Regions from separate parts of the Homo sapiens genome. Here region 1 is linked to region 2. A link is a loop called in an ENCODE intact Hi-C map of the cell type or tissue named here. Cell type or tissue: chondrocyte. All regions are shown on one strand.

Region 1 (2,500 bases), 1.5 Mb before region 2:
CAAGTTTGGGTGGTTAAGTATACATTTTGCCCGGCACTGATCTGGGCGGTGCATGTGGGAAGATGAATAGGGCCCAGTTCCCCGACTTTGAGGGCCTCACAGGCTGATGTGTAAGAGACAGGAAAACAGCCCTAGTGCTTTGTGATCAACCTTGTGGTATTACAGAAGAGGAAGTTTAGGAAGGCACTTTAGAATTTAGTTTGGAAGAATGATTTCACCAGGTAAACAGGCAGGACGGGGCTTCCCACGTAAAGGTAGGGAAGGCAGTGAAAAGGGGCACGCAGGTGAATTGTCTTTCGGGTTGTTTGCAAGAGATATGCCAGAAGGGTTAAAGGAACAGTAATCAGAAGGATCTTAGGCAACAAGGATGTTTGAAACTTGTATTCTATACATGAAGGATCTTAAGCAGGAAGATTGTATTTGTAAAAGTCACGCTGGCATTGGGATAGAAGGTTAGGCCACATGCAGAAGGCTGTTGTAATAGTCCAAGTGAGAAGTGGTGACGTCTTCAGCTAAGGGATCCTCTATCCCAAGTCTGTGACAGGACAGTTCACTTAAAAGCCAAATTTTTTTCTTGATTGTCCACTCGAGATTGAATGGAGAAACTGCATACGGGCACATTCTAACTATGTAAATTTAATTCTAGATGATAAATGGTGACTATACGTAGATTTTTTTCACATAAAATGATATTTTTACTGTTTTGTAACTTTTTTTTTTTTTTTTTTTTTTGCTTAATAGAATGTGGTCAACAACTTTCCATGTCCATAAATATTCTCCTGTGCTATTCTTAATTGGACGTGATATGTATGGTTAACACATATGTAATTTTTCCTTCCTGTAATAATTATACAATAGTTAATATTTATTTTGAGTACTAAATACGAGTTTGGCACTGTATTAATGCATTCCATGAATTAACTCATTCAGTCTTCTTTTTTTTGAGACGGAGTCTCGCTCTGTCACTCAGGCTGGAGTGCCGTGGTGCGATCTCGGCTCACTGCAAGCTCCACCTCCCGGGTTCATGCCATTCTCCTGCCTCAGCCACCAGGCCTGGCTAATTTTTTGTATTTTTAGTAGAGACGGGGTTTCACCGTGTTAGCCAGGATGGTCTCGATCTCCTGACCTCGTGATCCGCCCGTCTCGGCCTCCCAAAGTTCTTGGATTACAGGCGTGATCCACCGCGCCCGGCCTCATTCAGTCTTCTTAATAACGCTGTGAAGTGGGTTCTGTTATTATCTCCATTATACAGATGAGAAAGCAGGCGTAGGAACAGTAACTTGCTCAAACCCAGTATCCCCGTTTTTTTCCTTCCTCAAACCCAGTATCCTATAGCCAATACTAATAACCCCTGTGCTGTTCTGAGTGAGTCAGGGACAGATCATTCCTGAGAAAGGTAATTCTGTAGCTTCTCTTCACAATCCGGTTCTGTTTCCCAACTTTTGGGTTGAGATTTTAGATTACTTGTATGTAGATGTACATACCATATATACTCAGGGAAATAGAGAACAGTTGCCTACTCTCTTCCCAGTGTTGTAGAAAAGGGGTCATAGGCCTCAGGGTTCCAGAGAGACCTGTTGTAATTTCCCAGCTCTATTACTTAATGATACAAATGGGCAAGTTACTTCTTTGAGCCAGTGTTCTTGTTTGTAAAATGGAGCCGTATTTAGAACCAGAAAACCTTTGTGGTGATTCCCTCTCTCTCTCTCCCTCTCTCTCTCTCTCTCTCTCTCTCTCTCTCTCTCTCTCTCACTACCCCTGTTCATTTGGCAAATGGTCAAAACCAAAATAATCTTATCAGAAATATAAAACTTATTTTATCATCTTTCCATTTTAAACCTGCACAGACCTGCAATTTTTCTTTCTTTTTTTTTTTTTTTTTGTTGTCGTTGTTGTTGTTGAAATGGAGTCTTGCTCTGTCTCCCAGGCTGGAGTGCAGTGGCGCGATCTCTGCTCACTGCAAGCTCCGCCTCCCGGGTTCCAGCCATTCTCCTGCCTCAGCCTCCCGAGTAGCTGGGACTACAGGCACCCGCCACCACGCCCGGCTAATTTTTTTTGTATTTTTTAGTAGAGACGGGGTTTCACCGTGTTAGCCAGGATGGTCTCGATCTCCTGACCTCGTGATCTGCCCGCCTCGGCCTCCCAAAGTGCTGGGATTACAGGCATGAGCCACCGCGCCCAGCCGCAATTTTTCTTTTTACCCAGTATACTTGATCAGTTACATCACTTCTGCAGTATAACAAAGGCTCTATTGAATCTAAATGAACCTTTAAAGTTTATTAAATCCAGACTTCTGGAGTAGGGGGGATTTTAGCTCAGCATGAAATTAGGAGTCATATTTTAAAATTAGTTTTTTTTTTAATTATACAAGTAACGCATTTTATAGGATTTAAAAGACAATGGCCAAAATGTCCATCAACTGATAAATGGATAAGTAAGCAATGGAATATTATTTGATAATAAAAAGGTACAATGACAAGTATTGATGCATGTTACAACC
Region 2 (2,500 bases):
CAGCTACTGTAGATGCTGGGGTGGGAGGATCACTTACTTGAGCCCAGGAACTTGAAACTGCAGTGAGCCGTGAGCACTTCAGCCTGGGCAACAGTGTGAGACCCTGTCACAAAACAAGATCAGTTCAGTATAAGATTTTAAAATCTTTTAACATTTTCTTTTTCTTTAGGGAAAGTGGAAAAATAAGGAACGGATTCTCATCTTTTCTTCCAGAGGAATAAATTTTAGAACAAGACATTTAATGCAGGACTTGAGAATGTTGATGCCTCATTCTAAAGCAGGTGCCTTTATATCATATACTTTAGAAATTTCTATCTATAAACTTACCTATTTTTATGTTTTCACTTATTTTATATATTCTTCATTTGTTCAGTGTTCTCACGAAAAAAACACAATGCCTTTTATCCTTTCAAGTGCCACAATTTTTCCAGTTAACATTTCGTAAGAAATTCTTTAGATTTCATTAGGTAGATTCTTTACTTTTTAAAACAGGTGTCCTAATATTATTGAAACATTTCTTGAAGGTCCAGGAATGCCTTCACTGTAATGCTTCTGAAGGTCCTGAGATAGGTGGGATGGTTTGTCCTAAGTGCTAAGGACTGCCACATGTTGCTTTTTGGGCCTTTTTTTTTTTTTTTTTAACTGTTTTTATTGAAAAATGGACCTGGGATAGAATTCAAAGCACTTTTTAAGTTGGAGTCAGAGCCTATTTCTAAATGCCAGGTTATTTATTTATTTTTAAGCAGTGGGTTATTTTACAGGCAAGAACAGTATGGCCGGGCATGGTAGCTCATGCCTGTAATCCCAGCACTTTGGGAGGCCGAGGTGGGTGGAACACTTGAGTCCAGGAGTTCCAGACCATCCTGGGCAACATGGTGAAACCCTGTCTCTACAAAATAAAAAAAAAAAAAAATGAAAAAAGTAAAGTAAATTAGCCAAGTGAGGGGGTCACTTGCCTGCAGTCCCAGCTACTCAGGAGTCTCAAGCAGGAGGATGGCTTGAGCCCAGGAGTTCAAGGCTGTCATGAGCCGTGATTGCGCCACTACATTTCAGCCTGGGCAAGGAGCAAGACCCTGTCTCAAAAAAAAAAAAAAAAAAAAAAAAAAGTTTGGAACAGTGGAGTGGCAGCGCCATCATATGGCTGTTGTTGTGCTTATGTTGAGAGGTGCTTTGGGGTTTTTTTGTTTTTTGTTTTTTATTTTTAAAATTTTAACTTATTTTAGATTCAAGGAGTATATGTGCAGGTTTGTTACACGGGCATAAAGTCAGTTTTCTTTGACACCTAAGATTAAAAAGTGAAAGATATTTTCATTGAAACTGGTTTCCTTTAACACAGTCTTTGGTTTGTGAGAATTTTCCCATTTTTGAAAAGGATTCCTAGAATACCTAAATATTGAGAAACACTGCTTACACTATAATTTCTAATTCTTACAGACTATATTTTACTTATTTTCTTTACATTTACAAAGAGTCAAGATTTTTGAGCGATTGTTTCCAGCTCTTGTTTTGAAAATTAGTAATAAAATCTCCTTTAAACTGAAGAGTGTAAAAACACTTTATTTTCTGGATAGCATATGTGGTTTGATTGAAATAACTTTGAAATCACCTTTAATTTACTTGCTTTTTCTTTTTTTTCTTTTTCTAGATACTAAAATGGATCGTAAGGATAAGCTATTTGTGATTAACGAGGTAATTTTGGAAAGTAATTGCAACAAAATATTTTTAAAATGTTAACAGTGGCTTATTTCAAAACTAAGTCATTCAGTGACTTTAAAAATTATTTTGTAAAAACTATTCAGACACATTTTATTAACTCTTCAATAACTGGTCTTCCAAATTTTTATCTCTCACAGTTTAGTGCTTCATTCATTTCTGTTTGTTTTGTCTGAACAAGCATATTGAAATTTCCTCAGGAGAAGGATTATGTCCCATTTTTTAACCCTGTAGTGTCTAGTATTATGCTAAATCCATAGTAGGTACTCAAAAAATTATCAGTCAACATATATAAAGTAAAATAAGTCCATTAAACATATATATATATAAAACCCACATGGTAAAAAGTGTTTTGCCAGTATTAAAAGTGATTTGTGTGGAACTGGCTATTAAGGTATTACAAACTGAATAGGTTACATTTTCAAAGTATTGTTTAAGATACTACACTTAGGTATTTTTTTTAACCTCTGGAAGCACAGAACATAAATTTACATTTTAAAGCAAAATTTTCAAAACTTAGAAGAATTAGGATCATTTTTTCACTATTAGCCTTCTTTAGAGCACAAATTTTTGAACCTCTGCTGTAATACCACATTATTCTATGTGCTGTAGAAACTGTTCAACAGAGCAATGTCCCTGTCATTATGGAACTTACATTCTAATGGAGACAGGCCATAAACAAGGTTTATAATTTCAAGTAAAGACAGGAGAAATAAAGCAGGTTATAGGTTTTGGACAGCTGAGGCTACACCGGAAAAACCTGTTCAAAGGGATGGTGTTTAATATT

Evidence for each region. Hi-C counts contacts between places; a loop is a spot of excess contacts. Peaks named below come from ENCODE experiments on the same cell type or tissue, not always from the same donor. Only the 100,000 strongest peaks of a DNase experiment are listed, where the experiment ranks them.
Region 1: it touches region 2 in a loop (6-fold over the local background); 25 of 110 quality-filtered maps call a loop at or near these places.

Annotation. Positions count from the first base shown.
Region 1 is chr5:33,441,611-33,444,110 of GRCh38, forward strand. All of the region lies in intron 1 of TARS1 (threonyl-tRNA synthetase 1), which reads left to right. Among named protein-coding and RNA genes, the nearest start is that of TARS1, 1.9 kb to the left of the region's middle. RefSeq lists an enhancer at 1-463. In chondrocyte, a CTCF peak has its summit at 1,185; no DNase peak of the experiment used is centred here.
Region 2 is chr5:34,918,195-34,920,694 of GRCh38, forward strand. BRIX1 (biogenesis of ribosomes BRX1) reads left to right here. Exons shown (of 10, transcript NM_018321.4): 2 at 170-281; 3 at 1,646-1,689. It also overlaps a transcript of TTC23L not described here. Among named protein-coding and RNA genes, the nearest start is that of BRIX1, 3.7 kb to the left of the region's middle. In chondrocyte, a CTCF peak has its summit at 1,155; no DNase peak of the experiment used is centred here.